3 separate regions of the Homo sapiens genome follow, and all the other regions are linked to region 3. Evidence: chromatin loops called from intact Hi-C (ENCODE). Cell type or tissue: Calu3. All regions are shown on one strand.

Evidence for each region. Hi-C counts contacts between places; a loop is a spot of excess contacts. Peaks named below come from ENCODE experiments on the same cell type or tissue, not always from the same donor. Only the 100,000 strongest peaks of a DNase experiment are listed, where the experiment ranks them.
Region 1: it touches region 3 in a loop (2.2-fold over the local background); 3 of 110 quality-filtered maps call a loop at or near these places.
Region 2: it touches region 3 in a loop (17-fold over the local background); 4 of 110 quality-filtered maps call a loop at or near these places.

The regions. Positions count from the first base shown.
Region 1 is chr6:100,770,733-100,778,732 of GRCh38, forward strand. All of the region lies in intron 8 of ASCC3 (activating signal cointegrator 1 complex subunit 3), which reads right to left. Among named protein-coding and RNA genes, the nearest start is that of ASCC3, 110 kb to the right of the region's middle. In Calu3, no CTCF peak of the experiment used is centred here; no DNase peak of the experiment used is centred here.
Region 2 is chr6:101,640,561-101,648,560 of GRCh38, forward strand. The region is part of intron 4 of GRIK2 (glutamate ionotropic receptor kainate type subunit 2); the gene reads left to right. Among named protein-coding and RNA genes, the nearest start is that of GRIK2, 250 kb to the left of the region's middle. In Calu3, no CTCF peak of the experiment used is centred here; no DNase peak of the experiment used is centred here.
Region 3 is chr6:101,110,965-101,118,964 of GRCh38, forward strand. The region is part of intron 3 of LOC107984041 (a long non-coding RNA gene); the gene reads left to right. Among named protein-coding and RNA genes, the nearest start is that of ASCC3, 230 kb to the left of the region's middle. In Calu3, no CTCF peak of the experiment used is centred here; a DNase peak (open chromatin) is centred at 3,877.

The sequences.
Region 1 (8,000 bases), 340 kb before region 3:
AGCACTCTGTTATGAATTTCTTAAGGATAAATATGAAAAGAGATGGGAAAGACCTGTACACTGAAAAATATTCTATTTTGCTAAATGAAAGATAAAATTCTTAAGATGTCTTTTTTTTTTTTTTTTCCCAAACTCATCTACAGATTCAATGCAATTCCAATCAAAATCCCACCAGGGTTTCCTATGGAAATTGACAAGCTGACTTTGAAATTCATATGGAAACACACATGACCTAGAAGGAACAAAACAACTTTGAAAAAGAATAACAATGTTAGAGAGCTAAAACTACCTGATGTCAAAAATTATTAAAACACTAGAGAAATCAAAACAGCAAGGTATTTACATAAATACAAACAAATCAAGGAACTGAATACAAAATCCAGAAATAAATCCACACATATTTGGACAACTGATTTTTGACAAGGGCTGAAAGGCAATGTAGATGACAAAGGTCAGCATTTTCAATAAATGATGCTAGAACAAATGGATATACACGTTAAAAAAATGACTTGAAACCATACCTTGTGTCACATACAAAAATTAACTCAAAATAAATCACTACCTGAATGTAAAGCCTGACAGTATAAAACATGTAGAAGAAAACATGGAAGAAATTCTTTGTGAATGTGAGTTATGCCAAGATTTCTTAAATAAAATAAAATCTATAAACAAATCAGTAAATTTGACTTAAGCAAAATGGAAAACCTACTATCTTTAAGATACTGTTAAGAAAATAAAAAGATAAACCATAGAATGGGAGAAAAATCTTTGCAATACATATATCAGATAAAGTGCTTATACGTAGAATAAAAAAACTCAACACAACAGTAAAGAAAACAAGCAATTTAATCTTAAGAGTATGTAAAGATTTAAAGAATCATTTCACCAAAGAAAATATATAGATGTCAAATAAGCACAAATAAAAATGCTCAACATCATTAGTCATTAGGGAAATAAAAATTAAAATCACAACTATGCACCTGTTAAAATGGCTAACATTTAAAAAATTGGCAAAATGTTTAATAATTTAATTTTTTTAATTGCAAGTATTGTTGATGTAGAGAAAAAAGAATTCACACATACTGATAGCAGATAAACTACATGTACAATCACTTTAATAAAACAATCTGCAAGTTTTTTTTTTTTTTTTTTTTTTTTTTTTTGAGATGGAGTCTCTTGCTCTGTCCCCCAGGCTGAGTTGCAGAGGCATGATCTCGGCTCATTGCAAGCTCTGCCTCCCAGGTTCACACCATTCTCCTGCCTCAGCCTCCGGAGTAGCTGGGACTACAGGCGCCAGCCACCAGGCATGGCTAATTTTTTTTGTATTTTTAGTAGGCATAGGGTTTCACCATGTTAGCCAGGATGGTCTAGATTTACTGACCTCGTGATCCACCCGCCTCAGCCTCCCAAAGTGCTGGGATTACAGGCATGAGCCACCGCACCTAGCCCAATCTAGCAAGTTTTTAAAAGTTAAACAAACATACACCTAAACTAAATGTACAATAACTTTAATAAAACAATCTAGCAAGTTTTTAAAAGTTAAACAACATACACCTAACATACCCCTTTGAGGCTCTACCCAAGAGAAAAAGAAGTACATGTACATACAAAAACATGAATATGAATGCTCATAGCAGCTTTACCTGTAATAGCCTAAAACAGGAAAACCACTCAAATGTCCATCGACAGATAAATGGATAAACAAAATGTTATATATTGATACAATGGAATACTACACAGCATTAAAAAAGAATTAATTATTGAGACATGTAACAACATAGATGAGTTAGACAACATAGACTTATCTATTATACATTTGCTTATGCTTTCATTTGGACAAAAGATATACTCAGAAGAGATCACAGTAGTATCTCTTAGGCCTAGAAGCTCTTAGGCAGGCCAATTAAACATCTGAGAGTACCACTGATACTTTCTTCACCAATTTCTCCTGATCACTTAGCCTCGGAAGGACAGTACAGCACATTTTTCAGGATACTGGGCTTACAGTCAGAGACCCAAGTTAAAATACTGGCTTTGCCACTACTTGCAATATAACTTTTAAGAAACCTAAGATCTCTAAATTTTATTTTCTCCTCTGCAAGGTAATACTGCAAGTATGACCCGCAGGTAACTTAAGATCTCTAAATTCAATTTCCTCATCTGCAAGGTAATATTGCAAGGTAAAGGTGTTATCTTTTTAACACAAGGAAGTTACAAAAATTAATTTTAAAATAGCTAACAATTATGGAGTGCTTACTATGGGCTAAGCACAGGAGTCCTTTACATAAAATATCCTAATTATTTCTATAGCCATACCAGAATATTTTATAGATGAGGAAACTGAAACTTGAGAAAGCTTGTTTAAGTTCACACAACTATAAATGGTAGAGCTAGTATTTGAAGTCATATAACTTCAAAAGCTGAGTCTTTAATTAGATAATATTTATAAATCATATACTATAAACCATACACAGAGATGGTACTTGTTAAATATGTTGAAATAAATTAATGGTAGCTATTATTATTACTATCATATATCATTTCATTTTTATACGAGGTTTCCTAAAATAGTGCTATGAATGAATGCAGCTATTTCCAGTTTTTATAGACTTATGACAAGAAACAGAGTATACTATTCCTAAACTACAAATCTGATCATGTCACATTCCAGCTTACAAAATGTTCCAAGACTTCTCATTGACTCTTCATTACCATTCAAGTTTAAGCTCAAAAGCAATTTCTGGTTCTCTCCAATTCCCTAAACAATTGTTATCTTTACTTCTTTGTGCTTCAGCATATTTTAGAAGATTTAAGGAACTACCGTAGCTTCTCTCAACAACTAGACACTCAGACAACCCTCTTTATGTATTATTATTATGACCCTTAACCACAAATATTGAAATGAGTCTTTTATATGTATTTCTGACCCATTAGATTGAAACTAAGGATTCTGTTTTTTATTACTCTTTGTATTACTCCAGTACCTAATCAATTGCCAGGAACATAATAGGCTACTAAATACATTTTTATTGAATGATTTTATGCTGGCTACTTGGAAAAAGAACTATAATTAAATGAGGGGAAAAGTTTAAAGATAGATATACACTGCATACATAATGTCCTCCAAAGAAATACTAAATTGAATCTAGCCAAAATATGTAGCATTTTAGCAAAAGCCCTATATTCAACTTTCAGTAAAAAACCTATTTCTTTGTTTTTGAAGGTTATAGTTCAAGAAATAAATAATCAGAAGAATATACTAACAAACAAAACCTATTACATATATAGAGGTTTATAACATTCTAATCGATTCAACATTCATTTACTGATTGTTATTGTACTAAGTTCTGTCAATACAAATATTTGTTTTCATAACAAAAGTCAGACAATTTTTAAAATGATCCTTAAAACTGACTAGTTTCTGGGTTTTGCTGATGATTTCTGAGATAGCGTCTTGCTCTGTTGCCCAGGCTGAAGCGCAGTGGAGCAATCATAGCTCACTGCAACCTCAAACTTCTGGGGACAAGCAATCCTCCTGCCTCAACCTTCTGAGTACATGTCACGTGCATGTACTCAGACATGTGCATGTACATGACACGTACATGTCATGACACGTGCATGTCACCACACCTGACTAACTTTTTTTTTTCGGAGATGCACTCTCACTCTGTTGCCTAGTCTGGAGTGCAATGGCACTATCTTGGCTCACGGCAACCTCCGCCTCCCAGGTTCAAGCAATTCTCCTGCCTCAGTCTCCTGAGTAGCTGATACTACAGGCGCCCATCACCACGCCTGGCTAATTTTTTGTATTTTTAGTAGAGACAGGGTTTCAGCATGTTAGCCAGGATGGTCTCGATTTTCTGACCTCGTGATCCACCCAGCTTGGCCTCCCAGAGTGCTGGGATTACAGGCGTGAGCCACTGCACCCGGCCCTAACTTTCTTATTTTTAGTAGAGACAAGGTCTTGCTGGTCTTGCTCAGACTGGTCTTTGAACTCCTGGGCTCAAGTTATCCTCCCACCTCAGCTTCCCAAAGCACTGAGATAACAGTTGTGAGCTACCACACCTGGCCCTAGTTTGTCGTTTAAAGGAAGAAAAAGGCATGTTTAAAATTAGATTACATCATTTAGGTTTCTATAAGGATATGAACTATATGCTAAGGTATGTGAGGGAGAGACAGTCACTAAGCATGCCATATTAGGTACAAGAAACAGGATATTAGAAAAACACTTAGGGCTGGTGAAAAGGAGTAGCAAAGATGATGAAGATGGAAAAGTAGGCCAAGAGCAGACTACAAAAAATCACATATGCTACACTGAAGGAGCTGACCTTTTCTTCACTCATTTACCAAGTTACTAAATGAGCATCAAATTACTGAATGAAATAGCCAGGGACTTTTTCAGCCACTAGGGATGTAACTGTGACCAAAAGCGACACGGTTACTATTCAAGGTCTCTTTTAAGCAAGGAAAAAGCATGTTATAGTTCTATTTGGAATATAATTTAAAAAGTCTAAAACCATAGAAATAATAAATTTATCTTCTGAGAATAAGAAGGCTTAGATTTAAATTATGAAAGAAAAATTCAATATAAAGAAAAGAAATTATCAAGACTCCTCTGGAAACATCTCTAAAAGATATTTTAGAGACTATATGAAGAAATTATCAGAGGGAACTGAGGCCTAGAGAGGTTAAATAACTTACCCAAGTCTACCCTGCTAATAAATTGTGGCCGAGACGGGACCTAAACTCAGTTTGTCCTAGCTCAAATACAAATTACCACTAAATTTACTGTTTAAAATATGATGATTTATCTTGTTCGGTAAGTATCCTCTACATTTATTTCAAAATAAACATCTCAAAAAAATCTTTATAATATTATTGCATATATATACATCACTATCAACAGAACATGCTGAATAGAAACAGCAAGTTAAAAAAGAAAAACCCTCCAAAACTTCCTAACATATTTAAAACAGCCCACGTTTTATACCACTCCCTATAAAGTTTCTTTTTATTTCTCATTTCAAATTAAGGAAAATGAACGAAATAATTTTCACCAATAAACTTGTTGGTAAAAATAAAAGGAATGTGCTCAGACAGCAATTGTGACAGCAGTTAAAAAAAAAATCACTAGAGGGCTCAGTATACTTGATATTGTGAATTGTGTTTGTAAGCTATTGGAACATGAAATAATTAACATCCATTATGCATAGATTTCTTATATTTGAATAATATTCAAATTATATTAACAAATGCTTTAAGTTAAGAAAACAAATGATTAAAGAAGAAGAATAATGTGGGTTATATCAAAACTCTATTTTACTCAACTTTAGAACTACATGCTAATAATATTTATTGTTTTATTTATATTTCCTGCACACACAATACCTAATTAAATGCAGCTAATAATCTTTGCTTCCAAATATTTGACATTCTTCTAACTTAAAACATTTCATATTGATTTTATACATTAATGAATACATAAAGTTAAACTGAAATTATTTCTTAGCAAATCAGCATTTCCTTTTAAACAGAAAACTGAGAGTCTCATGATCATTTATCTTAAGTGCTTTATGTTTAATCCAGATAGTCATTCTAAGTATATACCATTTTCCCTTTTAACTGGTTCTAACTACTAAGCATTTTCAAAACATATCATAATTAGCAGACCAGAAACATTTTAAGTGTTACAAGCTTCATTCTACATCCACTTTATACATATTTGGGACTCACCAGACTACTGATCTTACATACATACGCCAGACTACTGATCTTACATATGCTTATCTTACATATTTGGGACTCACTAGACTACTGAAATAAGATGACTTATTTATGAAATTCCATAGAAAGTGTATGTTTTGGATATCCATTTATTAAATACTGGTAATACAGGCTACTCGTGAGTGCGCACTCTATTTTTAAAAGTAAACTGGATGATAGTATTTAGCTGGAAGAACAAAAATATACAGTAAACATACCTCATTTTTTATAATAATCATATATATTTATTTTGTCAGTTAATTAGAAAGCATTAACTAAGTATCTAGGATGAACCCAAGAACATGCTGTCCCTCCCAAACTAGTGTAAATATCATAAGCTTAAGTTTAAGATAATCAAACCATAGACATTAAAATTTCAGCATATATTTATGATAAATCATATAGATACCAAGGACATACATTACATAATTTTCACAGTTTTTCTTCGGCTCCCTATAAAATGTGGCTTAGGCTCAAAATTTCAGAATTAGTGATGATAGCCACTCCACACACTCCGTCCAAGTTTTATATTCTGGAATCCCACCACTCTAATATTCCTCACAAACCTGGCTCCATGCCATAATCTACGTAAGTCACGAGATTAAAAATCAAACAATTTACATGAATACCTTATTTAACATACTTGAGTATTCATTAGATGATCAGATGATTTTCTTTTAGATAACTGGATAAATTTTTTCATTTAAAGGTCTTCAAGTACTGACTACTTTACATGTGTGTGTATGTGTGAGTGTATAAAACTATTTTTGATAATTACTCTAAAATAGATGACTTTGGGCTTTCCTAACAGGATACGTTTTAAAAAAACTCTGATCTTTCATTTATAGGTGGAATCATTCATTTATTTGGCAAATAGTTCTTGAATATCTCCTCTATGTGGCTTAAACTGTTCAAACACTCAATAAGGTAGACAAAGTCTCTGCTGTCATGTAGCTTACATTCTAATTAGGGTGGAAGACAAAAAAAAATCAACATGTTTACTAATTTAAAAATTGTTTCAAATGCTCCTATGAATACATTTTAATAGATGGTGTAATGGGGAGTGAGACATAACAGTTACCTTAAATTAGGTTTCTAGAAAGGTGCCTCAAGAGAGGTGATCTGAGTTGAGAATAAAATGACAAGAACCAGGCCACGAAAAAATTTGAAACCTCAGTACATTCTAGGCAAAATGAAGATCCAGAAGCAGACCACTAAATCAGGACTAAGTTGAAATGTTGAAGGAACTGTACAGAGATTAGAGTGGCTGAGTAAGAGGTCACACATGAGATGGGAAAGAAAGACAGGAATTGTAGGTAGGTCATAGCAAAGACGTTGGATTTTTGTTCTCAACACAATTAAAATCTCTGCAGGATTTTAAGTAGAAGAATAATATAATATGATTTGTAATTTTTAAAGCTGTCTCTGGCTACCATGTGGAAAAAAGACTGAGAAGTAGCATAAAACTATGGCAGTAATACAAGTGAAAGGTGATGCTGGTTTATACTGGAGTGTCAGCAGAGGAAATGGAGAGAAGTAGCAGAACCCAGGCTATCTCTTCGAGGTACAGCCAATGGATCTGATGATGACTTAAATGTAAGATGGTGGAAAAAAAAAAAGAGAGATAAATCAAAGATGACGTTTTTCTTGAGTGAAAAATAGTTTTTAGGATATGAGGAAGATTAAGATGACAGACTGAGAGAGAAAAATAAACACTCCATTTGAAGTACCTATTATACATCTAAGTAGAGATTTCAAACAGGCAATTACATCAGAATTTGAAAGTCATGGAAAGGTCAAGGATTTTTAAAAATTAATTTTCAGAAAGGTAGTGATTCTTCCAAAATTATATAGTAGCAGCAGACTCAAATTTCAAAAGTTTGCATTCTAGTAATCTTTCTAAATTCTGTCTAAAATAAGAAGTTAACGGACACTAGGTAACAGTTTAGTGGATTCTTCGAGGAATAAAGTATATAAGGTTTTATATAATAATACTACACCTCTATTTTAGTTGTTAGAAATCTTCTTTTTGTCAATTAGGGTTTATCAACTGTATTTGTGGTCAATGGAATTTTGTAATATACTACTTACACTAGATAAGCATTGTTATAAGTAACTAGTCACAAGATTAAACTTCAATCATCTTAATAAAAATACTTTTGATAGTTAACATAACTTAATAAACAAATTTTATTATTGAAAGGCTACGTGACATACAACAATGCAGATTTTTTAAT
Region 2 (8,000 bases), 530 kb after region 3:
AAATCTTGTTCTGTTAAATCACTGTGATTTGGGAAGGGGGATGATTTTTACTATAGTATAACCCAGTCAAGTTGTCGTTGAATTTCCATGTGTATTAAAAACATTAGGAAGGCTTGATAAAACACTGCTTGCTAGACTGACTCCCAGTTTCTGATTTTATAGGTATAGTTGTGGCCTAATAATTTCTTTTTCTAATAAGTTTCTGGGTAATCGTGATGCCATTAGTTTAGTAACTCCACTTGAGAATCACTGATCTAGCCAATCTTGACCAATATACAAATTTTCATATTTTGAAACAAATTGACATTAAGTCAAACTTATCAATATGATAAACAAAGGCATCATTTTGTATGTAAAACAAATTTAAAATGTTTAAACAAGCATAATTTTTTAGTGATTTAACACTGACAAAATTATTAATCACTTCTTAAAAACACTTAATTGTCTGAACTTCAACACTGAGTAGCAATTATTCTGCTAAATATTCTTGTCCTTAAGAGTATTCAAAATGGTTTTGAATTAGCTTTAATATGAAGGAAGAACAGTCCCCTGTAAATACAGTAAAAATTGTGAAGTATAAATTGAGATTTAAAACAATCTGATATTACTAGAATGTTTTATAATATCCATTTCATATAAATTTAAAAATAGTTTTACTTTTTAACTTTTAAAAAATGTACAAAAAGTACTAATTAATTACATGTGCAATGATTCTGACTTGTCATTTAAGTATTTTTTTCAAATTCCCCATTCCACTCTCACAATGAACTTTTTATCCAATTGAAATAATTGAGTTGGCATTAAAGAAAGAAAATTAAGTCAGCTCTTAAAATCTTAACACTAACTTGTTAATTACCCTATTAATAACACAATGAAAAATGACAAGCTGTAATTCCTTTTCCAAAAATATGGCTGAAGGTCAGAGAGCTGTCTTGCTGGCATATTGAGAGACCGAAAATTACAAATGATGAGCTTTTTTTTCTTTTAAATATCATCAGATGCCATTAGAAATTCAGCGAAGAGACTAGATCAATATTTAAAATATAATTTTAAACATAATTTTCCTATTATTAAAGAAAACAACTGCTATATATTAGGAAATAACCTAGCAAAGATACTTGTATTTGTGTGTTAAGAAGACAAATCTAAAGGGTTTCCAAACATTGTCCAGGTCTGAGCTTTTACACTATTGAAAAAGGATTCCGTGTGCTTTTAGCCTACAGCAAAGATCAAAAAGCATTCACAGAGCCTACTGGCAAACCAGAGATAAATAGAATGGTTTTCTCTGCCATTAAACAATAATTCTTGAAAATGACTTTTTTCTTTTATGTGGGGTAGAGTAAATCCAAATTATGCAGGACAAAGTTTACATGCACAGTAAGTGATCTATTGTGGTATTGTTTGCATTTTTCTTGGTACAGTTTAATTTATTGTTGTAACTGCTTCGCTATTTAGGAGAATAGAATTGGTTACCAAAGACATTGTAAAACTGTTCTATAATACTGTAGTACTCATTTAATATACATATATAAATAGTTTTACTTTTTAATTTAACTTTTAAAGAATTTTGCAAAATAAAACAGAATTCTGTTTCAGAGTAGAGACACTTAAACATTTGTAGTTTTCTTAGAACATGTATAACAGTACCATAATCTTGTATTCAGATTTTTAAAATTTGTAATTGTGGTAAAATACACATACAATTTGCCATCTTAACCATTTTTAAATGTACAATTCAGTAGTGTTAAAAATATTCACATTGTAGTGCAACCAATCTCCAGAACTTTTTTATTTTGCAAAACTAAACTTTTGTATGCACTAAACAACCATTCTCCATTTCTCTTTCCATAGTCTCCAGAAACCACCATTCTACTTTCTGTTTCTATGAATTAAATACTCTAGATACTCATAGAAATCGATTATACAGTGTTTGTCTTTTTGTACTGGTTTATTTCACTTAAAATAGTATTTTCAAGGTTCATCGATGTTGCTGTGTTGTAAAGTGTCGAAATTTTCTTTGTTTTTAAGGCTCAATTATATTCCATTGTATGTATGTGTCACATATTATTCATTCATTCATCAAATACTTGGGTTGCTTCCACCTTTTAGCTATTATAAATAATGCTGCTATGGACATGGGTAAACAAATATCTCTTTGAGGCCCTGTTCTCAATTCTTTTCAGTATATACCCAGATGTGGAATTGCTGGATCATATATTACTTCTCTGTTGAACTTTTTGAGGAACCATCATACTGTTTTCCATAATGGATATAACATCATTCCTACCAACAGTGCACAAGAGTTCTAACTTATCCGTATCCTCACTAACATATATATATATTTTAATTGTACTCATGTTGATGGGTGTAAGGTGATATCTAACTGTGGTTTTGATTTGCATTTCCCTCATGATTAATGATGTTAAACACATTTCTATATTCTTATTGATCATTTGAATATTTTATTTGGGGAAATGTTTAAGTTGTATGCTGATTTTTTTATTTTAGCTGTTTGATTCATTGGTTGTTGAGTTTCAGTAATTCTTTCTATATTCTGGATATTAACTGACTATCAGATATATTATTTGCAAATGTTTTCTTCTATTCCATGGGTTGCTTTTTCACGTTGTTGGTTGTGTCCTTTGATGCAAATTTTTAAATTTCATAATCCAGTTTATTTTTACTTTTTTTAAACCTATACTTTTGCTGTCATATTCAATAAATCATTGCCAAATCTAATGTCATGAAGATTTTCCCCTATGTTTTTTTCTAAGGGTTGTATAGTTTTAGATCTTACATTTAGGTTTTTTATGTTTTTTGAATTAATTTTTTTTCTATCTTGAAGAGTAAGAGTCCAACTTTATTCTTTTGTATGTGGATATCCAGTTTCCCTATCTCTGTTTATTGAAAAGACTATTCTTTTGTCATTTATTGACCACATATGTTAGAGTTTATTGTTGAAAATGAAAATTATTTTACCACATATGTGAGAGTTTATTTCTGAGCTCTCTATTTTATTCCATTGGTTTATATGTCTGCCTTTGTGCCAGTATCATACTGTTTTAACTAGCTTTGTAATAAGTTTGAAATCAGGAACTATGAGATCTCCAACTTTGTTCTTTTTTAAGATTGTTTTGGCTAGTCAGGATTTCTTGAGATTCTATATGAAGTTTTAGCTGAGTTTTTCTGTTTCTGCAAAAAATTTTATTGGAATTTTGATAGAGAGTACATTAAATCTATAGATCACTTTGAGTAATGTACTCATATTTTTAAAACCAAGGAAATTTGAGTTATACTAAAATATACTTTATAAATAAAACAACATTTATTTGTCAATTTATTAGTCTATTTAGTAGCCAATCAACTAACATAGATTCTTTCTATAGCAGTACATTTGCTGCTTCAGTTAGGGTCCATCACATTCTTTAATTTGAGCTCACTTCCTTATTTGTCTGAAAATTATTTTTTCTTTATAAACTTTATATACTGATGACATATACAACTATATAAAGTAATATCTTATCAAGCACTTCCTTGGCCAAAGAAGAACCAAATGTGAATAAGATGTTTTGATTCTCCAAATACTTAAACACTAGTGTTACAAATAAATTACAGTACAGTATGATAAATGCTAAAAGAGAGTTATATAAAAGTGTTATGGCAAACTGGAAGTTGAAATCAAGGAGATCCAGTTGGTTGGAGAACTAAACAGAGATGACATTTAAACTGGGTCTCAAGTAATGTTAAGAGTAGGTAAGATAGGAAATGCAAGTGTACAGAGCTGTGAAATGGTATGGTGAACTGGTAGCATGATGAAACATCTACTGAGGTTGATACACCAGACATCATCTAGAGATGCCCAAGAATAAAGACAAATGGATCAAAAGAGATCATGAAGGGACTGGCAAGACTGAAAATCAGAGCATATAACCATATAAGACTAAAGTAGGTTAGTCACCAGCAGCCCTGTAGAAGAGGCTGTGGCTGGAATTTGAAATTATTAAATATCACTGGACAGGTTGGAGGCATAAATAGGTTCCAAAGAACAGTCTTGATTTAGGCCTCATAATGCTGCTTACCAAGAATCAATTAACTTTTTAGGAAAAAGTGATATAATGAATTTTTGAGTATGGAATTTTTAATTCATATAATGTATTTAGAACATTAAAAGGTTATTAAGTTTTGTAGTTATTGGTGCTATTTACCAAATATATCTAGCTCTGGTCTCAGGCATAGAACAGAATTGCATTTTCTCACCCTCTTTGAGGTTAGGCAAAGCCATGTGATTTTCTTTTGCCAGTGAAATGTGAGCAAAGTACTGAAATATTTCTTGGTGACTGTTTCAAAAGTCAGTTATCAGTTTGTCACATTTTCTTCTCCATGCTATAGTAATGATGAGAACATGATTCTTGATGGAGGTACTGGAGTAACTGTAAGGTGCAAAGCCACCCTACCAATCCATGCTAGACAAACAATAGGAACGGCAATAAACTTGCCTGTTGTTTAGCCCCTGAGACATGTAAACATAACTTACCCTATCCTGACTGTACAACAAGTAAGACATAATAATGGCTGTAGAAAGCCTTGATAACAGAATAAGAAGAAAAAAAAAAAAACTAAAATCAACCATAATCTTACCCAAATGAGTCATTGTAACTATTTTTATATTTACCTCTTAAACTATAGTGTTACAAAGAAGCTTAATTCATCATGTCAATTATTTACTTAATTGTGACAGATGTTTACTCTGCTAAAGGTATATGCTGTTGCTCTCTCTCTCAGGAGATTAGCTTCCCTGTCAGTAGCTATTGTGTTATAACTAGCCATCATCAATTTTTCTCTTAAGTGGGAAACTACAATACATAACAAGGTTGTTTTGAATCTCATATGAGACAAGGTATATAAAATAAGTGGCACATAGTACGTTAAACAATAAAGATGGGAGAGGCCGTTTGTCTTTCTAAAGGTTTGCTTATCAAAATTTTAAAATACTTGATACCTTCAAAATATAAACCATTTTTGTTCAACAAAACTAAAGCATAATGTAATAATTCTCCATCTCCCTTAAGCAAGTGTATGCCATTTGTCATTTTCTTTAAAAATAAATGAACTTGTTCAATTAGTTGAAAATTTTCTTTTATAGATCTGATTTTACAAGTTGATGGGTTTTTATTGCAGCATTATGTAAAAAAGCTTGAACTTTATTGCTCTTGATTAGTCCTTATCCTTCTAAGAATTTTAATGGTAATAGAATATTTTAAGATGCATCAGTGCACATTTATGTTGAATGTTAGTATCCTTTCTGCTCTTTACTGACTAACACTACAGTTAATAATAAAAATTTATCTTTATTTTTGAAGGCTTATTATGCATATATGATATTTATACATTTTTGGTGATAAATTCTATCGCCACCTAGTGCTTTGGACAACATTTTATATTTCTGCCATTTCTTTTTGCATTACATTAAGATGTGTAAACTGTGACTGCCCATTCTTCTCATAAGACTTTTCTCTCCCCAGTAAGCTTACTTTTCTCTCCCCAGTAAGCTGTTCCACAAGGGCAGAGAATGCGTTTTCTTTAGAACTGTGTCCTCACCTCCTGGATCAGGGCATGGCTTGTAGTAGATGCTTAATGCACATTTGGGGAGTGAACTAATAGATAAATACTATACAGTTCAGAGTCCAATAACTATATTCTGACACAACTACATCCCCTACTTGGATTTTAAAAGAGAAAGTTTTTGTATCTTCTTGATGATCTAATTATAATGCTGTGCATCTAGTTTAGCCAGGACAAGATTTACATATGTTGCTGAATTTAGTAAATTCTTACTTCCTGGACTTCAGATAAGGTAAAAAGTAAGCATAATTACAAAGGGCAGGAAAAACCCTTAGTTATGAAAATATGTATTATCTTGACTATGGTAATTATATCATAATGTCAAAGTTAATCAAATTTTACACTTTAAGTACATATATTTTAGTTTACTTTAATTAGAATAAAATTGAAAACAAAAGCCAAAAAAGTAAGAATAACATATTAAATTGCTTTATATTACAACAGCAATATTTCTGTAAATATTCTTCCTCTACATTTCAAAATTTGCAAAAGATATCACCACAGGCAATTGGGCATTACTTTTGAGATTCTTTGTCAGTGGAATACATTAAATCTCCCGCCTGATAGAGAAATTAAAACTGCCACATTTCTGTCTCTGCTAGCATCATCTTGAAATGTTCATCCCTCAAACAGGAATAGATGGAAAGGAGAGGAAAGGAGAGATGAACAGAGTTTGGAGAGGAAATTACCTCATTACTATGAGCACAGAGAAGAGAGACAAGAAAGAGATATAAAACATGAGAGGTAAACATAATAATCATCATGACAACAACAGCTATTGAAAGCTCGCTGCATGCCAGTAACAGTCTAAACACTTAGCATGCATTTCTCGTTTTTCTGTTTTCATGGCAACTCTGTTTAGTCTCCCTATATAAAAAAATGTAAAATCTGAGTCTTAAAGATGTTATGAAACTTTTCTGAGGGAAAGTACAAGTGTCAGAATAAGGATTTAAACCCAAAATGTTGAATCTAATAGTCAGGTTCTTCACTGAACGCTATACCTGTTCATAACAGACACAAAATGTAAAAAACAAAGAGGTAAAACAGAAAGAAACAAGCTTCTATGTGTATTGGTAGATGAGGAGAGACTTTGCAGCTGATGCTAAACAAGAGGCTAGGGTCCACAGCTATCTACACATCTCCTCAAGACAGAGCTCCACTGTAGACAGTTAACTCCAGGTAGACAGAAGTTAAGACATGTGGAAAACATTAAATAGAAGCAATTGTTTGCTATAATCTTTGCCACTTTTGCACTGTATGCATTTTTGAAGATCCAAGGCCTTCTCCCAGGCTATAGAAGTGCACTTTAAGCCAATATTTTGTTTTATGAGATATAAGAAATCACAGCCATATAAATAAGGCACAAGCAGAGATGAGTAAATGGTATATAGTGTCTCCAGTTTTAGAAAGGATGCAGATTATATCTGAACCAGCATAATGTCACTACAAGAAGGATGCATAATGTCATAAAAATGTACTTCATACGACTCAGTTATTTGTATTTTTTATTTATTTGTTTTTAACTAAAGATGAATAGCCTCTGCCATATTTTAAAAGGGCAGGCAATATAAAGTTCAATATTAGAAAATGTACCTAAATGACTGGAAAACACATCTTATGAACTAGTATATTAATCATTCAGTGTAGGAAGCAGAAGGCAACATTACATATCACTGTGATGTGCTAAGTGCTAGTCTCAAATATTCATGGCTTAGGCAAGAGTTTATCAACCTTGGTGCTGTTTAGTTGAAGTCATGGGGGGCTATTTTTTGTAAAATGTTTACCAGCATCCCTAACCTTTACCCAGTAGATGTTAGTAGTAGTTCTCATCCCCAGTTGTGACAATTAAAAATATCTCCAGACTTTTTGCCAAATGTCCCCTAGAGGCAACATCACCCCTGATGGATCACTGGCTTCATTTGAGTATATTTCTAATCATTATTTTTCATTAAATAATTATGTTTCAGACTTGCAGTAAAGATATGCTGTAACTTTAGATATGATTTAGAAGTCTATATCTTAGAAACTACTATAAATAGACTCAGTACAATTGGAAGTGGAATTGGACTACCGATGATTATATTCATTCACATAACCATTTGTTAAATACACACTAAATGCCTGTCACTGTTCCAGGTTCTAGGAATACAAAAATAAAGGACACATTTGAGATCTGCATTACACCAAAAGTGATATAAACTGTTTATTGATCCAGATTCTCCAAGATCTACTTTTGTATTCTATTAATTTAATCATCAGAAACCATGAATTGTTAGGCCATATTACCTTACATCTATGTAGAAATATTTTTCCTAAGTTATCATGGTTTCTCTGGGAAATGAATATAAAAATTTCCTTTGAAATATTTTTTAGTTTTT
Region 3 (8,000 bases):
ACAGATGTGAGTACTTAGGGAATTCAATACTTGTTGATTTGCTGTTTGGAATGATGGTAGATCCACAGGTTGAGCAATCAGTATTAGGGTTCAGAGTCATGGAGGAAAGAAAGAGGTGGAGAGAAAGCTTACTTTGGAACAGTGGTTTTCAACTTTGGCTGCATACTGAAATAACCTGGGCAGCTCTAAAAAGTACTGATGTCTAGGTCTCACCCTCAGAGACTCTTAATTTAATTGCCTTGGTATGTTGCTAGTGAATTGAGTTTCAAAAGCTCTCCAGCTGATATTAATGTGCAGCTAAGATTGAAAACCTCTGCTCTAGAGTTTAAAAAGGCCAATATTGTTTTAGGAAAACAGGTGAAGAATATTAGTTAGAATTCTTCAACTTCTCAGGGTCCAAAGTATACTTGAGTGAAGAAGTGAAAACTTGTAGAGAAGAAAACAGGTTAGGACAAGAAGTTACTTAGACTTGGGCCAGCAGGTGATATCATTTTTACAAGGTGAAGATGAGAAGAAAGAAGAATGAAATAGTTAAAAGAAGCATAAACTGGACCTGAAGGCAGAATCATAATTCAAAGTTCAGGTAAGGTTCCTTTATTCATTCATTTCACAACTACTTCCTGAGTGTCTACTATATCCCTGGCACTGAGCTTGGTATTGTGGTTACAGCAGTAAATAATAAAATCATAGATCTCACAGAGCCAAAATTTTAGTGAAAAAGGAGACAGGAAAAGAGAGAGGAGAGGGGAAAAGGAGAGAAGATATGCCTTGAAAGGATTATGGGTGTGGTAAATGGCACACAGAGCTAGCTGGAATCAAATAGATGAGAAGCAAACTTTTTGAAAGAGTTGTATATCAAAGAAATCACAGTGTGAACTAGATATGTTTGTGTTCCTTGGGTCCTCAAATATCTAAAGGTAGGAAGCAGGCTCAGTGCCCAAAGGGGTGGGAGGTGAGGGTTGGGAGGGCATTTTCTCCAATGACTATTTTAGAAGTGGCCATGTTGGATGATGAAAAAGAAAGATCTTCTCCAAGGGCAGAGCCAAGGTCATGACAAACAATGGACTAGGGAATCTCTCTCCAGGAGAATTGGAGCCTAATCAAAGAACATTCTCCACCCCCAGGTAGAATTTCATAATTACAATGGAACATTGACTACTTTGGTCTTCCTCTCATTCTTTTGCTTTCTAAATGGGCATGTTTATTGCAGTTATCCTGACCCTGTTCCACTATTGTATTTTGGGTATATGTGCGGAAGTTTCTGTTTCTTTATAGTCTCCATATTAAGAGAAGCCACACTAAGATGAGAGCCCATCATATATCATCAAGAGATCCTGAACTTTGAGCTTAATACAATGCAGGTTGTCTCTCTGGAGTAGGGGTAGTTATTGGGCCTGTGGGAAAGATGGTGAATGGAATATTTGATGACTAAAGGGGCAGACTTTGTAGTCACTAGTGCCAAATATTTCTCGTTCTTTTTCTTTCTTGGTCACTCAGATTTTACGGTTGTTGGAGCATCATCTAATCTATCTTGACTCTACTTTTTTAGAGACCAAGTGAGAGATAATGTTGACCAGGAATATGATAATGGCAGTAAAAATGGAGGAAATACTCTAATTCAAGATATATGCTAGATATAAAAAAAATACAGAAATTGTTAAATGCTTGGATGTGGGAAAGAGAGGGAAGGAAGAATAAAAAATGATCACCAGGTTTTGTAGTGGTGCTGTGTACTGAGATTGGGAAGAGTGAAGGACAGGTTGAAAGGACAAAAAATACTTAGCTTTGGACATAATAATATTGAGATGTGTGTGAAATATTTAAGTAAAGATGTTAGGTAACTGAATATGTGAGTCGGGGCTCAAAGTAGAGATTCATGCTAGTTTCTGGGAGAAACATATTAATAGTATTTTCGGTCAGAATGCACACCATCCTCGAAGAGGAGAAGGGAAGTTGGGCCAAGACTGAGCATTGAGAATTACTAATATTTATAGCTTTAGTATGGGGGCTAAGGAGCCTAGAAAGGAGAGTGACAAGGAATAACCAGAGAAGCAGGAGGAAAACTCAGAATGTAAAGTCCTGCCCTCAGTGGAAGGATGAAATTGTCAACTCTGATTAATGCTCCTGAGAGGTTAAGGACAAGAAGTGTTTGCCAGAGCAGTGGGGAGCAGGAACCAGAATGAAGGGGGAATGGGAGGTGAGAAAGTGGAGGCAGCACCAGTAATGCCTCTTGAGGAATCTGGCTCCAAAGGAGGGAACAGAAAATTCTGGGATTGAGAGAGGTTTTTGCTTGTTTTTGATCTGTGATACTGCAGCATGTTTGTATAAAGATAGAACTGATGCAGCAGAGAAGGGAAAATTGCTGATGCACAAGGGGGAGAGATTGACTAGTGAAGACCTTGAGAAGGTGAGAGATAAGGTGGGAGCTTGAGCATACATTCACATTGTAGGCTTTGATAGGAGGAAGGAAGAAGAAAAAATGGGTGTGGATGCTGGTAGGTTTATAGGTTTAAGGTTGAGAATATAAAGTGGATCATTGAGTTTTTTATTTTCGAAGAGTAATGAGGTGAGTCTGTTATATGAGAGTGAGGTTGAAGTATGTATAAAATAGTTCTTGGTGAGTTAGGAAGTTATACTACTTGAGAAACATAGCAGGATTGCCAGCCAGTAGTGAGTATCTACTTAAGGTTGGTAGTCATGAATTTAAAGTAAAACCAGTCAGGTGGGTTTACTAATTTTTCTTTAGGAATGTTTGACTGCTTAACTAGGCAAGGATAAGCAATATTAACCATGAGTGTGGTGGAAGGAGAAAAGAATGAGAGAATCAAGTGTATTTTCAGAGCAGCAAATACAATATTAGACCTTGAGTATATGGACTGGATAAGGAGGGCAGTGAGTCCAGGTAGGGACTGACAGAAGGTGCAGAAAGTAAAGGGGTTAATGGATTCGAGGTTTCACTGTGGCTGGTGGAATAGGTTAGTGGGTGTACTTGAGAGACTGAATAGGAGAAATATATGTGAGTGGGAGGTTTGAAGTGAGTTTTCAGAAATGTTGCAGCTTCTGTTGATGACAAATGGGACAATGGGAGTAGGTGGCTGAGGTGGAGGGGAAGGCATTGGAGTTGAGGAGGTTGAAGAGCTGAGCAGCCGTGGTTCATCAAGTGGATGTTGATGATATTGAAAACGATGATAGGGTGGGTCTAGAAAAAATTGTGAACAAGAGTTAAAATATTCAACAAATGGTTGTGAATGAGCAGGGATTTGTCAGATGGTTGCAACAAGTATAGTGGGGATAGAGTGACACATCTGCTTAGCAGGAGCTCAAAGGATCAGAAATTTTTGTAAGAGGGAGATATAGATAAGCAACGGGAGGCAAGAAGAGCAGCCATCATGGCAGGGTGTGATCAACAAATGAAAGAGCTTTTCCTCAGGGGGGTTTCAGGGCAAGTAGTATCCAACAGACTCCTTTTAAAACAAGAGGCAAAGAAATGTTCCAAGAAGAGGATAAGAAGAGCTTACTGATTCCAGACAGGAGATCCAGAGGGCACAGTGGGAGGGTTTAGGGGAAAGGGAGAGCAGAAGTGGGAGGCTGGGTCACCTTAGGGGCTTTTTCAGCTAAGAAAGTGCATAATAATATATAACTAGGAAGAACATTTAGTGGCAAAGGAATTGGAAAAGAATCTTTTCCTGTAGTCATCTAGTATATCTGCATTCTTGTTTCACATTTGGCATCATCTTCACTTTTCTGACCCTAATTTGCTACCATCTTTCTTGTGTCCTGTCTTTTGCTATAGAAAGAAAAGCAGTTTGCCAGTATTGGCATTTCTTACCCACACTAGATGTCACTGTTGCTTGCCTCCTAATTTCAGTCCTATGGCTTATTCAATGTGACTGTTCAGTGGCAGTGATCTCTCCCGGCCACCCTTTGCCTTACCCACACAAAGACACACACACAAGATTTAATGAGACTGGTGCTTATAAAACCACTGAGGTGTTAAATAGCTTAGGGTTAAACAGAACTTCTTATGTATGTATTCTAAGAAGCTTATTAGTTTTTTTCTGCATTTAGGAATTAAAGGCTGAGTGAGAACTCAGACTGGAATTCTTAACAGAAAACACATCTATTTCCTCCTGTGAAAATATGGCATTTTATACTTAAATTCAAACTTGGTTAATGAGCTGCCCCCTCATCCTCTGTTGTTGGGAGCAGGAAGCCTGGTGTGAAATCGCACTTGGTTACCTTCATTACCTTGATGTGTGGTGAGTAAATTTCCTGTCCTGAGCCTGGTGTGGTGTTACCATATGAGGTTGTCTTCTATGGTCTGATTTAGGTGTGCAATCCTGGGTGATTTCTTAGTCCGGGGAGCGTGAGAGACCCTGCTAGCAAAGGAGAGTTCAGACTGTTATCTGGGAAACTGGCAGAGGCTACAAACAATGTATGTCCCTTGTACTGGCAGAACCAGAAGTTGCTGGGGGCTGCAGAGCATTTTCTTTCTTTCTTACTGGCAGAATCCTACTCAGGAAAGGGGAGAAACTTTCAGAAAAGGGAGTGAGGGGTGCGTGGTAGAAACCATTATCTTTTGAATCATACATTCAGTCAATTAGTCAGGTAACAAATATTTATTGAACTACCATGTGTCAAGTATTGTTTAAGGCACTGGGGACACACTGGTAAACAAACCTGAATTGGTCCTGCATGCATAGAGCTTAACTCCATTGGGGAATGGGAAAGAAATAAATATGCAGCATTTTTTTTCAGAAAACTGCTCTGCAGAAAATAAAACAGTGATGAGATAGAAAGTACTTGGGTGGTGGTGACATCTAAGAGGGGTCCTGTCTGATAGGATACAACAAGGAAATGATCTGGGGGAAGGAGGTAAGTCATGCAGAGGGAAATCTGACTTGGAAGTCCATTTGGAGAAGTCTTCAGCTTGTTCACACAATAGGCAAGGGTAAAGGCATTCAAGATGGAAGTTGAAGTACAGAGTATGTGGGACCTTGTGTGTCACATGGACGGGGCTTAGATTTTATTCTAAGTGCAGAGGCAGATGAATGAAAGTTTCGTGAGATGCATTGAGGTGATTTGATGTATGCTTTTAAAAGATCACTCAGGATGATGACTAGAGAATGGGTGGGAGCCAGTGTGAAGAGCAGGGAGATCCCTTAGGAGGCATGAGCAGTGGGGCAGGGGAGAGAATGATGGGTTGCGCTAGGTTGCTGGAGGTAAAGATTTGCGATTACTCCTTTAATGATGAGCAACTTTTATGCATTAATCTGACTTCTTATAGTCTGTAACTTGGAAGTTTCAGGATTCTTTTTCCGTGGATCAGTTCTTAGTCAAAGGTGAGGAAGGGCATGAGGAGCTAATTTTAAAGGAAAAAAGAATTCAATAGTACTTCCCTAATGGCTGTTTTCGTTGTCTAAATCATCAGCATTTTTTATTCTAGAGCAAACTTGCTAATATTATTCACAGTATAAAGTTGTTGGCTTTTTTTGTTTTTGTTTTTCTCTCATTAAATGTCACATAGAGCAGAAAACAACAATACCAGCATTACGGCACCTGGAGTTCCCTAGTGGCTGAGGCAGGGAAAGGATAGTTTCCTTTAATGAAATCCCTGAGGGACCAGGGAAGAGACAGAATGCTAATATGAGCTTCCCAACATAAATCCCAACAAATCAATATGCCGGAACCTCGGAAAAGCCGGGAGTGGTATTGGTGTGTGAGTGCAACAGACTTACCTGGCAGATGGGCCTCCATCATGTATAAGCTCTCACTGTGTGTTAGTACTGCACTCACAAATTTATATTAGCATCCCGATTAATTCTCACTTTAGCCCTGTGAACTAAATGGTATCAGCACAAACAGTTGACAGATGTGGAAGATAAGATGTAGAATGGTTAAAATCACATGGCTAGTCAGTGGCAAATCTGAACTGGAACTCTTAGTCTTAATAAATTTGCTATGTTGCCTCCCAAAATCTTTTGCTAGTTATATATTGTTAAGTTACATTTTTACTTATACAGAGATGGACATTCCTTACATAATTTTTCTTTCAATAGCTGCATTCTGTTAGTTTTAGTGACCAATCCTTTGTTGTGCCTATTATGTGACGTAACACGCCCACAATAAAAATCTTTAATTCTGACTATTCTGTCTCTGAAACAATATTTTTTATCAGATGAATCCTTAGAATTATGAGGATTTCATTATATAGAGAGATGTGTGGAAGAGTGGGTATATTTCCATCAAGTATTATTATTCATTTCATACATAGAACAAAACATATTAGAGCAGTGCCGACAACACTTTACAATAAGAAAACCCTCTACGTGTCAGTCAGGGTTCTTTGTTGCAAGCATCAGACACTGACTCTTGTTAACTTCAGCAAAAGAGAGATCTGCTGGCAGAATATCAGGAAGCTCAGTTGTTTGCGGAGAAGCCTGAAGACGCTATAAACTGGCAAAAATGCAGGCAGGTTCCTCAGCAAGAACCACAGCCAAGGTCATGCTGCAGGAACAGCCTGGTTGGGGTGCCCCGCCCAGCTCTGCTGCTGTCACACTACCCTCGGCCTCCACCCTGGGCAGCGCTGCACTTCCCGCTGCAAGATGCCTCGTGAAATGAATTCCAAACTGTCCCTGCTCCTTTCTATCACTTGCTCACAATGCAAAGTGGCAGGAAGGATCATCAGATTGGCCAAGCCTGGGTCACCTGATCTACCTGTCGGGGCAGGGAGAGGTAGTCTCTGACCCCCTTTGAATTTCAGAGAAATGAAAACTAGCCTTTCACCAAGTAGGAAAGGGTTTCAGATGCTGAACAGCTACAGAAACAGGATTAAACTGTAAAAGTAAAATATTTTTAGCCATTAAGTACTCACATGGAATTTTTAAGGTGTCATGAAAAGGCAACATAGTCTTTGAAAGAAACTACTTTTCTATAGTATAGACTTCAATTATCTCAAAATAGCTATTGAGCTGGGGAGGGTCACTTACTCTACATTTGCATGCAGATGATCTTGCTAGTCATTTGGTTTTGTGTTGAGAATTCCAATATGACATTCGGCAGTTACTGGAACAAAGACCGAGTTTGCATCTTCCTTCCATTTATTTCATTTATCTCTGATAGGCTTTGTGGGAATCGTTGTCTCTAATCCAAGCTATCAGAAAGCCTTTTACACATTCCTTCTGGCGATGCCTAATTTTCAGTGTGCTTGGAGTAATCAGTTTGCATTTTTTTATTGAGCTCCTTTAAAAGCAACTCCTCCCCACAAAGGAATGTTATGTTTCTGAATTTTATTGTTCTGCTCAGAGATTAAGCATTTGTATCACCATAATATGAAATGTATTCTGCCAGCCTATTAGTACTACAATAAAACTGATGTGACAAAGTTTTAATTCATACAATATTTATAGTGTTTATCCCTAGCTTTAAAAGCAGAGATCAGAGTACATGCAAGAGACCATATGAGATCTTTAACATAGCATGTTTATTTTATTATACTGGAATTATATCTTCATATGATAGAAGTCTAATCAAATTTGGTATGTTAAAGATGAATAAAATGGCATTATTACAAATGCAGCCAAAATAAAATTAACAGTGGTAAATGTCATGGAGACTGCAACTGTCAGCCTAAGGCATGAGAGGAACTGTAGTATAATTTTTTTAAAAAACTGCTTAAAGAAACAAACTGTTAGTCTTGTCCTAAAAGGGGCACTCAGTATAGTCTTAATATAGTGAGGCTTGATTCACAAATCATTATTCACTTGCAAAATCCATGATATTTATTTGATCCTTAAAAAATAGATATATATTATTTAACACCCCTCAGAACTTCTTCCCCAAAACATACATGAAAATCCTAAGTTCATTTTTATAGTTTAAGTATGCTGTACAAAGAATCTGAAGAGTCAGCCTCAAACAGGCTTTCTTTAAAAAAGGATCAAATTACAGTACAAATTAGAGAAAAAAATACAGGATTAATGTCTATAAAGAAGTGATTA